Linked DNA regions of Homo sapiens: region 1 is linked to region 2. Evidence: chromatin contacts called from ENCODE Hi-C or POLR2A ChIA-PET data. All regions are on one chromosome and are shown on one strand. Each heading gives the region's core, a stretch centred on a gene start or an enhancer-like site at or near the end of the contact. The rest is flanking DNA. Distances are from core to core; before and after follow the strand shown. Region 1 has its middle 42 kb from the start of TMEM78. Region 2 has its middle 17 kb from the start of LINC02815.

What was found. A loop is a pair of places that touch in the nucleus more often than their neighbours do. ChIA-PET counts read pairs that join two places held with the same protein, here RNA polymerase II (POLR2A).
Region 1: a loop to region 2 is called in a map of posterior vena cava, with 9 times the contacts of the local background. The contact joins two enhancer-like sites. A Hi-C loop is called at or near these places in 2 of 168 maps with a recorded cell type or tissue (GM11168 and posterior vena cava). POLR2A ChIA-PET finds 5 or more read pairs at or near these places in 1 of 52 experiments (HepG2).

What each region holds. Positions count from the first base shown.
Region 1 is chr1:229,203,984-229,210,407 of GRCh38, forward strand. No RefSeq gene overlaps it. Among named protein-coding and RNA genes, the nearest start is that of TMEM78, 42 kb to the right of the region's middle. RefSeq lists an enhancer at 1,645-2,252. Within about 2 kb of position 1,547, at least 6 of the 41 ENCODE cell types and tissues checked have a DNase peak (open chromatin) inside an H3K27ac peak, as active enhancers do.
Region 2 is chr1:229,169,029-229,175,192 of GRCh38, forward strand. No RefSeq gene overlaps it. Among named protein-coding and RNA genes, the nearest start is that of LINC02815, 17 kb to the left of the region's middle. RefSeq lists an enhancer at 4,916-5,480. Within about 2 kb of position 3,028, at least 3 of the 41 ENCODE cell types and tissues checked have a DNase peak (open chromatin) inside an H3K27ac peak, as active enhancers do.

The sequences.
Region 1 (6,424 bases), core at 297-2,796, 33 kb after region 2:
GTCCGTGAGAAAGGACAGCCTGGAGCAGAAAAACTTCCCAGTCGCATTGATTCTAGGGTGAGAACTGTGAGCCTCAGGATACAGATTTTAAAAGCAGAAAGCAAAAAAAGGAGGCACACAGGTCTAAGCTGTGGCTCTTCCAGTATTTTCTGGGCTGCTGATCCAACGACTCCCACTTCACGTTGTGCATTAACTCTGCGGCCTGCTGCCCCACCCAGGCCTGTGCCCCCGACAGGGGCCTGTGTGCAGGACAGTATTGCAGGAGAAGCGTGTTTTAGGGCCAGTTGCATGATCTGGAGCAAGTTAGCATGCCTGTGTGAACTCCAGCTTCCACACTGTAAAATGAGCCTAACAGGGTCTCCCTGACAAAGCGGTTGCCAGGACTAGAGGAGGTCACTTGCCTGAGTCCCAAGCACAAAGTTGGTGCTCAATAAACAGCAACTGGCTTCAGGGTGGTGTCTGTCCCAGACAAATGCTCTTCAGGGGTGCTGAGGGTTCCTCCAGTCCATAACAGGACAGCAGAGAGTGCCTGCAGGAGACTGTGGCGAGGTGGCTTCCTGGTGCTGGCCTCGGGCAGAGCGGAGGACCACTTATCCAAGAACACAGACTCAGAATTGCCCATGTGAACGTCATAAGTTTCTCCAGGACAGTGGGGCCCCACCAGCGTGGGGGTCACACTTCTTACAAAGGTTGTATGTGGAACACACTGTTTTCCATCCAAGCAATGTGCCAGCCAGAACTTCACTGAGTCAGCGGCCTGGGGAACTGGAGACATTTCTCTTCTCTGGCACATATGGGGGCTCCCTACACTTGAGAGAAGTGGGAAAGGAGTAAAGAAAAAAATTCCTGGACTTTTATAACCAAAAAATATACTTCTGTTTAGTGTGGCATTAGGTCTGGACACCAGAAAACCCACCAGGGATATGTGTGCTGGATGTGTACCTTTCATTTAACTTGAGGACAAAACGAGGCAACGTCATTCCAGAGAAGCAGTGCAGAGATAAGCCCCAGCCAGGGCCTTTTGGGAGAGGAAGGAGTGGGTGGAGGGGGGGCACTGCCTGGTGGGTGACGAAGGGGCTCCATGATCAAACACTGCAGTTCTCCCACTCTCTCTGCCTTTCCCCTCCCTCTGAGCCCCTTACCCAGTCACCAGTACAACTCCCCTGCCAGCCCCCCACCAGCTTATGCCACTCAAAGGAACAAAACAATGCTCACAGAGTCAGCTCAGATCACACAGTCAGCTCGGAAACAGGAAAGCCTGCTAGCTTTTTGCCCAGGGTGAAGGAGAAACGAAGTAGAGAGTGCAGCCTGGGCCCCACTGCTCCATATTCACCACCCGTCAGTGCTCAGGGGGCTGAAATGTGCAAATACAGCACCTCTCAGGCCGGGCGGGTACAAACCATAAGGACAAAGTGACGGCATGTCGCACTCAGCCTCTGAAACTCAGCTGAAAATTCTAGAATGCTCTCTTTAACACAATCATCTGAATGCTACGAAGGAGCTTTGGTAAGGTTCCCAAGTCCTATAATTAGTCATGCTTTGCTGCAAGGCTGTTTTCAATTTACAGCGCTGCTCACACTCAAGCATGCCCTCACATTTGGCACGTGTATATCTGAGTACCTTCTGCCTCTATAAATGTGTCTCTTAGAGGCTTACTACTTGAGAAGCTTAACTCCTTGCTCAGTGGAGACACAGAAATGCTGGCAGCCGGCTTAGGGGCTCTCCTCCACCGTAAGAGCCCCGTTTACTCCCCACTGTCCTGAGCACACAGGCTCTGTCATAGCCGTCACCCAAGCAATGAAGTAGTGCCTCTTTTTTTTCCCACAGATGAGGATTCTGATAGCTGGAGAAGAACTTTCAAGACAACACAAATGCTCAGTGCTGGAATTGCGATTTCAGCTTGGGCCTGTCTGGCTTCTTTTCTGCTACATTACCTCAAATCCAGAGATGGAGCAACGGTTGCTCCTTAACGCTCTATCACCCAGCCTCCCTGGGGAGCACAAATCCTGTTTCCAAGCCAGGCTGGGACTGGATGGAGAGCCACTCAGGGCTCTCCCACTTTGCAGCAATTATGGGTAAACCATGACTTGCGAACAGCTCCCCTTCCACACTTCTGTCACTGTTGCTGACATGTGAGTGGCGGCCATGCACCAACCAGAGGGCCAGCTGGGCGAGCTGCAGTCGCTGGTGCGTCCCCTGGCCTCTGCATCAGCAGCAGGAGAGAGCCCTTTAGATGGTCTGAACCAAGTGTCCCCTTCCCTCCTCCTTATCGTCTTTGGCTGAATTTCCCCAAGGTCTTCACTCACCTCAACCCCCAACCCTAAGCATCCCCTCCTGGCACACTCCTGCAGTGGCCAATATGCTCAGACCCTTCGCCAAGTCTTGAGCCTGGCTCTGAATTCCATAACTCAAAAGGTAGGTGGACAGCCCTCCTCAGCATTCTGTGGTTGACATAAGTGCCCACCAGGCCCTCCACCTTGATGAGCTGAAGAAGGAAGCCAGTGAGATGCTTCCTACACCAAGAGATGGGGCATGAGAGGCTCTCACAGTGCAGGCCTGGCAGCAGTGCAGATTTCTTACAGGGCATCTGCCCCTCTTCTCTCTGGACCCTGAGCAGCTCTCACTGGAACCATTGCCAGGAACAGCCAGGGTTTATCATTTCAAACAACCAACCTTCACCCCTTCACTGAGCATCAATCACAGACTCAATGCTGCATAGGAGGTACACTGACCCTCAGCTGGCCTGTTAACCTGAATTTAAGAGAACATGTAGGCCAAGGCAGGAGAATTGCGTGAGGCCAGGAGTTCGAAACCAGCCTGGGCAACATAGCAAGACTCTCATCTCTACAAAAAATCTAGAAAATCGGCCAGGCGTGGTGGCATATGCCTGTAGTGTCAGCTACTCAGAAGGCTGAGGCAGTAGAATCACTTGAATCCAGGAGTTCAAGATGACAGAGAGCTATGATTGTACCACTACACTCCGGCCTGGGTGATGGAGCAAGACTCTGTCTCTAAAAGAGTGAGAGCGAGAGAAAGAGAGAGAGAGAGAGGGAGGATGCAAATCACTAAGCGCATGTGGACAGGAGCTCTGCAGCCCACCAGGTGAACTTCCAAGGTAGACTGGCTGAATGAGCAGCAAGTCTCCTCAGACACTCAGCTGTGGCCCTGCTCCTCCCTCTAGGCAGACATTAGTTTCTGCTGCAGAGAATAACAACACACAGTGCAAGATCACCACGTTACAGCTTTTCCCAGGGCAGAATGTTGCATGCTGGGTGCCACAGAAGAACAGCCTTTCCCTCCCATCTATCAGAGCATGAATATCAAACATTGATCTTGTCCTCTCCTTGACCAGGATAATTCAATTCTGTTCTCAATGTTGGCTCCACTTCAGCCTCTGGAAGGAACTTCATCATGGACTGTCGGATCCAGCCAGCAGGCACTGGAAGTGCCAAGGATCTAGGTCATGATGTTTTTTCTATGGAGATGCTGCAGCAATTAATTCCTGGTCAGACCCCTACTAAAACCACAGGAAATCACTGCCATCTTCAGTGTACTGGACTGTGAATGGCACTCATGTAAAGGTATTTTGCTGAATTCTATATGGTTCTACACATAATAATTCTAATTTATTACACTCTCAATTCCCCAGCAGCAGAGGTGGCACACACTTGCCGAGTGTCAATGCAATGCTGATGGTTGCCCAGTGACAATGCAAATTAAGGATGAACTCCAGCCTTCTAAAGATTCTACCATGTCATCTACAAGTCCTTCCTAAAGAGTTTTCCTTAAATGAGCAAGACTCTTCAACCACTTTCCAAGTCTCTTGATTGTGGCCAAAAGACAAATTCCAGGAAGCCAAGGTGGGAAGATTGCTTGACGTCAGGAGTTTGAGGCTGCAGTGAGCTATAATTGTGCCACTGCACTCCAGCCTGGGCAACAGAGAAAGACCCCATCTCGAAAAAATGAAAAGAAAAGAAAATAAAATTAAGTGAAGAAAGGAGCTCTGGCTTCCATTCTCACCTCTAATTGGAAACAACGAAGAGAGTTTCCATAATGAGTCTGGGTCATTTCCCCTCCTTGTGGCGCATAGGTCTAGCAAGGAACCAGTTGGGCAGGATAGCTTATCAGACCTAACTCCCTTGTCCCCAGCTCTCTTACCTGACTGGAGCACCCTGCCTGCAGTTGGACATAGTGAAGTCACCAAGTCTAGGAATTATCTAGACACAGGGAGTTCTAAGTAATTTATTTATTTAACAAACATTTACCTAACACTTACTAAGTTCCAGGTCTCATCTAAGCACTTTACATGTGCTAGTTCCTTGAGCCTCAAAAGAGTCTTATTAGGTAGAGCCTATCATAGTCTTCATTTTAAAAATAATGGATCTCCTGTCACCACTCCTTTTCAATATCATACTGGAAGTCCTAGTTAATGCAACAAGAAAAAAAAGGAAATAAAAAGTATAAGAATAAGAAGAAAGAAATAAAACTGGTTTTGCTTGCAGATGACGTGATGTCTGTGTAGAAAATCTGAAAGAACAGAAACAACAAAAATCTGAAACTAAAACCCAACTATAGCAAGGTTGCAAGATACAAGATTAATATACAAAAGTCAATTGCTTTCCTATGACTCAGCAATAAACAAGTGGAATTTGATATTAAAAACATAATACTGTTTATAGTACTGTGAAGCAAGTTTACTGTGCAATGATTATTTGCCCAAGTCCAGTGAGACAGAACACTCATGCATGCAAGTTACACAAAACAGGTTTATTACTCACAGATAGGCAGTAAGGGACAACAGAAGCCTAGGATTCATGACAAGCCAGTCCCCCAAAGCTCAGAAAAGCTGCCCAGGGTAGATGAAGACTCGACTGCACGTGACCCCACTTGCACCACAGCCAAGGAACCCCAGAAAGCAGCCTACCTTGGGTTTTATCCTCCCCAAGGGAACACAACATGCTAGACTAAGGCACTGAAGGACATCCTGCTCTTAGGGGGAACAGGAACGAAGCCTGACTGTTCCAACCAGCTCCTCCTCATCTTGGCATGTTGTACTCCCAGCATAAGAACTCCCAGCATTGAGAACTCCAAACAAGAAAGGGGGAAGAACTGGGTCAGTCTGAGGCCATGTGAAAAACTTCCCAGCAATTAGCACCCTCCAAAATGTAACACTTAGGTACAAATCTAACAAAATATGTGCAAGATCTATCTGAGGAAAACTACAAAAAAAAAAAATGGAAAAGTGAGGCCAAGCTCGGTGGCTCATGCGTGTAATCCCAGCACTTTGGGAGACCAAGGCAGGCAGATCATGAGGTCAGAGGATCAAGACCATCCTGGCTAACATGGTGAAACCCCATCTCTACTAAAAATACAAAAATACTAGCTGGGCGTGGTGGCGGGCACCTGTAGTCCCAGATACTCAGAAGGCTGAGGCAGGAGAACAGCATGAACCCAGGAGGTGGAGCTTGCAGTGAGCCAAGATAGCGCCACTGCACTCCAGCCTGAGCAACACAGCGAGACTCCTTCTCAAGAAAAAAAAATGGAAAAATAAGGCAACGAGAGGTTGAGTCACTTGCCTAAGTTCACACAGCTTCTATCAGGGAAGGGGTGGGTGGGTAGGATATGAAACTACAGAGCCTGACTCTGACATCCGTGGTTATAACCCCATACCATGCTGCCTTGCTGGTGAGGTTTATAGGTATTTATGCTGTCCATGAAACAAAAAAGTCAAGCTTTTAAAGAATTAGTTTTATTATATTGAGAGGTATTGCTGAGAACAACAGACCAAGGCCTGTCAGACTGGCCCATCAGACTGCTCCGGTACAGTATTTCGGCCCACTGCTTATATACAGGTCCTGGGGGTTCAGGACATGCAAAATTGCATCAGATTTGCTCAGAAGTTACATTGAAGCAAAATCACATCAAAGTCTGGGTGTAAAAGTACATCTGGTTACAAATTACAGAAGCGTAACCACTAGCCTCGTCACTCCTTATCTTATGTGGAGGAAAAGGCAAGGACTAGGGTCATTTATCTTTTAAGGAATGTAGTGATTCAGGCAAGAGGGGTGGGGGACTGTGTGCTCTATCCTGTTTTGTCTTTAAAGAATCTTTCCAGAGAACTGAACCTCGTCACAGAGCCAGGGGCTTTGAGAAATTCTGCTGGCAAGCAGAAACTAGCAAACATGGCTTCTTACGCTTGCTACTTTGTCTCACCATGCCCAAGGCACCAAGGACTTAGACTCTACCCTGCTCTCCAGTGATTCTAAGCCATCAGGTATGAGAGCTGGGAAGGATGGCTGGATTGGTTCATCAAGCTCAGCATTCGCATTTAATTGATGAGGAAGCTGAGGCCTTCAGAAAGGAACTTCCCCGAGGTCACTACATAGCCACAGATCCAGTTTAGATCCTAGAAAGAGCACATATG
Region 2 (6,164 bases), core at 1,778-4,277:
GGGCTGAGGAGGCTGGGAGTCAAGGGACCTAGAGCATCTCCCCTTCTGGGCCAGACTCCAGAATCTCCTGCTGCAAACCCAGATCTGCTTCCAGGGCCGCACAGCCCTCTCCCTGGGCCTGTCTTCCAAAGGACAGAACATGCTGCAGGCGTGTGGACTCCTAGGCTTGAACCAGGTCAGACTGGGAGGGAAGGGAGGGAGTCTTCCATCTGCACTCTTTCTTGGGCTCACAAATATTGGGAGGGAGCTTCCATTCGATGCATTTAAACCTCCAAACAACCCATGAGGTCATGAATAGGACACCTTTTTGTAAATCAGCCAACAGAGGAGTCAAGCACCTGGGAGAGAACCTAGTTCAGCCAGAGATGAGACTCTCAAGAACTGGTGACATTCTCTTGAATTTTGTGTCTAACAAAATTGATTAATAATAGGGAACATATCCCAATGCCTGCAAGAAAGACACAGCCACAGCTGGCAGAAGTCATGGGCACAGGCAGCAAGGATATTCACAGGCAAGAAGCCTCTCCCGTCAACTCTCAGAGCCAGCATGAGCCAGAGGGGCAGGGGTCAAGGTTTGCTCACAGACATCAATGACACATGGAGCTCTGAGTTCTCCAGGGACCTTCCAACTGGCTGTCTGACTGTCTCCACATCTCCCTTGCCAGCCTGTCTGTCTATACTAAGCCTTTAATACTTTATGTTTCCCCTTTCCCTTGCCATGGAACAAAATGACCAATGAACCACTTTGTATGCATGTTTTGGAACAATTCCCCCACACCCCTTCTACCAGACAGAGCTTTATCATACAGCACAGCATCTACTCCAGCGAATTCAAGCCCAGTGAGATTTCTCCAGGGACAGTAATTGGTCAACAGAATTCACAGGAGAGCTGAAGAAGCAAACCCTAGGCCAGTTTTCCAAGAATGACAAGGAGCCGTTCCCGCTACAGCCAGTAAGCTCTTGATGGCACAGAGAAGCCACTGTTAAGGTGGCTGGCTGTAGAGCAATGAGGCTCATGCTTGAGCCACAGTAGCAAAACCAGGGCCCACACTCTGCCTCTCTCCCTGTTTGACTCTGCTCAGAATGCAAGTCCCTCATAAGTCATCAAATTCATGTTCTTAAGTCACCTCTGGATCTTTGGTTGTAAAGGAGTCTGAGAGATGCTAGCCTTCACACCCTAGAAGAGAGGGCCAGCCTGCTAGGTACCACCCTCCCCTGATACCCGCTCAGAACACTGAGAGCATTGCATCCGCCACAGAAAGAAGGTGGCCTCGGCACAGGTGTCGGAAGTGCCTCCAGGTTGGAAACCCCCAGCCTTCACTGGGGCATTGACAGCCGTGGGACCTTGCACGAGACAGCAAGGACAAGCTGTCCCCTTAGTGCAAGCTGACAGCACCCAAGCAGACGGGAGTGAGGAGGGGGCTGGCAGGTGCCCGGGAACCTCGGGGACCCATCCTCCAGGCTGTCTGAGCTTCCCTGGGGCATCCCAGACTTCCTTTGGAGAGCTGAGTTCCAACAGAGAGAAGAAGACAGAGCCAGAGGAACCATCACTGAGTACTACGACAAGGCTCTAGTCCACCCTTGATCCTGTGTGGCCTGAGAGGCACAGGGTCCGTGGGCCACTGTCGTGTCTGAGGGCCTCACGGAGGCTGGCCCTGCCCCCTGCCTCTAAGGGCACTTCCTGCCTCCCTGGACTCTCCTTTCTTACCAAATCCATGCAGCATTAGAGCCCTCTCCCCAGAAAGTCACTTTGTGACTTAGGATCACTGTCACAACAATTCAGCTTCAATAAGACACTTAAGGAGGTTTAAAAGAACCACATGATTTAAGTCCATTTGCTTCAGGGACTTATATCTTGGGAGGCCAAGACAGCCAGCCATGCATGCAGCTCCCAGGGTGAGTTCTCCCTTCGTGCTCTCATATCAAACGGCAGGAACAAAAGGATCATAAATCAATGTTTTCAGAGAGGGCCAAGGTCTTTGTGTCCAAGTAATCTCCAGTGCCAGCACAGTCTCAGCAGCACACAGGTTCCATGATGCAAACAGGAATTCGAGAGATGAAACAAATTCCAGGAACCACCAAGCAACCACCCTCTTCTCCAGGTGGTTAATATTAATAAAACACTAGAATTCTTATGGGACGTATTTTTAGAAATATCAAAGGACCCGTTTTCCTGTATTTTGCACTTGCACTGCTAAACGCACTCACTTACCTGTACAAGGCCCACATGTCCCAAAACTGCAGCTCAGAGCTCAGGCAGAATCTCTCTGAGGCCTGAACTGCTCCTCTCACTCTCATGGGACCTTGAGAAGGGCTGAGACACCAGACTCAGGGCCATCCCTTCCACTCCTGTGCTGGAAAACACATTCGGGAAATGGTCAAATGAGTCCCAACAGTCCCAACTTTTACCTCACGTCAAATTCATTAGAGATTCTCTGAGGGCAAATAACTGGGAAGAGAGGGAAGAGTGGGGTCTTGCAATCACACTGCTAATGATTTATCATGAAACTTGAGGCTGGGTGCAGTGGCTCACACCTGTAATCCCAGCACTTTGGGAGGCCGAGGAGGGCAGATCCCCTAAGGTCAGGAGTTCAAGAGCAGCCTGGCCAACATGGAGAAACCCCGTCTCTACTAAAAATACAAAAATTAGCTGGGAGTGGTGGCGGGTGCCTATAATCCCAGCTACTCAGGAGGCCGAGGGAGGAGAATTGCTTGAACCCCAGAGGCAGAGGTTGTGGTGAGCCAAGATCATGCCACTGCAATCCAGCCTGGGCAACAGAGTGAGATTCCATCTCAAAAAAAGAAAAAAAAACCTTAAATCATCAGTCTGGATCAAAAGAGGGTTTAATAAATCAGCTTAAACCAGAGTCAATAGGCATAGGTAGAGGTCTAGATTTGTTTTTCATCTTTTAAACATAGAAAACATGTAAGGCTCAGAAAAGCTAAAGTTTATTCGAGGCCACACCCAAGACAGGTGGGCAGCATGCAGGTCTCTTGACTCCTCCGTGGCAGTTTGAGTCCCGAGCTATGGGTTGTGGAATGGGTCCAACTGAAGTCCCTGCCAAGTGGGACAGGTGCACTGCCATTGTTCCCATGGTGACAGATGGAACAAACACAAAACACAGGAAAGTCAGCTTATCTGAACACAGGTGTGCCTGCTGCTTTCTCAGTGTCTTCTCCTTGGATGAGTCTCGACTGTTAAAATCCCTGGCATCCTGACCTGTGTTCAGGAATTTCATTATCAGTCACTAAGAGGAAATGGTCCTCCAAAGGTGGGTAGGGAGATGATTGAGGGAAGAGAGATGGCCCAGGTAGGGCAGAGAGGGGAGGGGAGGGAAAGACCCTGGGGAGGGGAACAGGTAACTCCCACATGCCCAGCCCACACACAGTGCAGATTCCAAAATGGCAGCAATTCATCCAACTCAAATAAGAGAGACCAGTATACTTCAGAGCATCAAGAACCAATTCTTTCTTCAGATAAGCTTTTCAGAATGAGCAATATTTGCCTGTGAGAAGACTATGAGAGCCAGATTTAACTGCTAGTACTTTTAGGTTTTTGCATAATAGATCAGTAGCCATTTGGGTCAGTACATTCAAGCGTTTCTCTTCTGAGATCTGTATCAGCTTTGCAGGACTACGAAAGTTATGTTCAATAGCTTTGTGCATTGGGGGCGGGTTCATTCAACAATTTGTATGAAGGTTCCAGGTAACATGGTAGATAATAGTTTCCTTAGGCATGTAGATGACAAAATACTAGGAAAAGGACAACCCAGGAAAGTAATGGATTAAATTGAAATTCATCTGTAATATGCTAGAGAAGCAGAAACCATTAAGAAAGAAATTTGACTGGGTGCAGTGGCTCCCAACACTTTGGGAGGTCAAGATGGGAAGATCACTGGAGGCCAGGAGTTCAAGACCAACCTGAGCAATATAAGGCGACCCCATCTCTACAAAAATTTTTTTAAATTTTAAAAATTAGCCAGGTATTGTGGCACACACCTGTGGTCCCAGTGACTCAGGATGCTGAGGCAGGAGGATCCCTTGAGCCTGGGAGGTCAAGGCTGCAGCGAGCTCTGATTGCACCACTGCACTCCAGCCTGGGTGGCAGAGTGAGACCCTGCCTCAAAAAAAAAAAAAAAATAGAATGAAATTTGATAGAGACAAGAACAGGATATTATGCTTGGAGACAGAAAACAAACTGTAAGACACGAATAAGGAAATCTCAGTTGCACTTTCAGACACTGCAGCAAGCTCAGCCCAGGCCATATCTGGGCCTGGTAACAAGTCTCTTATTTAAGGGGCCAGACATCTTTAGGGCAGGTTTGCACAGCACATTTCCCATGCCTGACTTCATGCAGACCCCCCAATGTCCAGTGCAGAAGAGGAGGTGTCAGTACCCTCTCCATCCAGGGGTCAGAGAGTGTAAATGACCCACATGGACCACAAGGCTGCCGGGACTCAGCCCAAGGCCCAGGGCAGGGCACTCTGTGCTGGCACTCGAGATTACTTGGACACAAAGACCTTGGCCCTCTCTGAAAACATTGATTTATGATCCTTTTGTTCCTGCCGTTTGATATGAGAGCACGAAGGGAGAACCCACTGAGCTGGGCAGCTATCCCTTCAGAGCTATAAAGGGGTGACCCCATGGAGGGGTGTTCACCATATCAATTCAGCTGACATTTGCACAAACACACACCCAGAGTTTAAATGAGAAAGGTCTTATGACTTCAAAGTGAACTCCATCCTTGAGGCCCTCTAATGGGTTGGTCACACTAATCCACTGTCCTTTCAAACAATCAGGAAATAGCTTTAAAGTTCTGGGGGAGTATGCTTCCAGGAGAGGAAGAAGGGAGTGCTGGTCAGTGAAGGGGGCTTCAGTGGGCTACAAGACAGACCCCACACTGGGAGCAACAAGTGGGGGTGGTGGAAAGGACATGGATAATTCAAAAAACCAGCTTCAGCCAGGCACGATGGCTCACGCCTGTAATCTCAACACTTTGGGAAGCCAAGGTGGGTGGATTACCTGAGGTCAGGAGTTCAACACCAGCCTGGCCAACATGGTGAAACCCTGTCTCTACCAATAATACAAAAAAATACCCGGGCGTGGTGGCGGGCACCTGTAATCCCAGCTACTCGGGAGGCTGAGGCAAGAGAATCGCTTGAACCCAGTAGGTGGAGGTTGCAGTGAGCCGAGATTACACCATTTTACTCCAGCCTGGGCAACAAGAATGTCAGGCCTCTGAGCCCAAGCCAAGCCATCGCATCCCCCTGTGACTTGCACGTATATGCGCCCAGATGGCCTGAAGTAACTGAAGAATCACAAAAGAAGTGAATATGCCCTGCCCCACCTTAACTGATGACATTCCACCACAAAAGAAGTGTAAATGGCTGGTCCTTGCCTTAAGTGATGACATTACCTTGTGAAAGTCCTTTTCCTGGCTCATCCTGGCTCAAAAACCACCCTCACTGAGCACCTTGCGACCCCCACTCCTGCCTGCCAGAGAACAAACCCCCTTTGACTGTAATTTTCCTTTACCTACCCTAATCCTATAAAACAGCCCCACCCTTATCTCCCTTCGCTGACTCTCTTTTTGGACTCAGCCCGCCTGCGCCCAGGTGAAATAAACAGCCATGTTGCTCACACAAAGCCTGTTTGGTGGTCTCTTCACACGGACACGCATGAAATTTGGTGCCGTTTTTTGTTGCTCACACAAAGCCTGTTTGGTGTCTCTTCACACAGATGCGCATGAAATTTGGTGCTGTGACTCGGATCAGGGGACCTCCCTTGGGAGATCAGTCCCCTGTACTCCTGTTCTTTGCTCTGTGAGAAAGATCCACTTATGACCTCAGGTCCTCAGACCAACCAGCCCAAGGAACATCTCACATATTTTAAATCAGGTAAGCGGCCTCTTCTTACTCTCTTCTCCAACCTCTCTCACTGTCCCTCAACCACTTTCTCCTTTCCACTCTTCAATCTCTCCCTTCTCTTAATTTCAATTCCTTTCATTTTCTGGGAGAGACAAAGGAGACGCATTTTATCTGTGGACCCAAAACTCCGGCACTGGTCACAGACTGGGAAGGCAGCCTTCCCTTGGTGTTTAATCATTGCAGGGACGCCTCTCTGATTATACACCCACGTTTCAAGGGTGTCAAACCACGCAGGG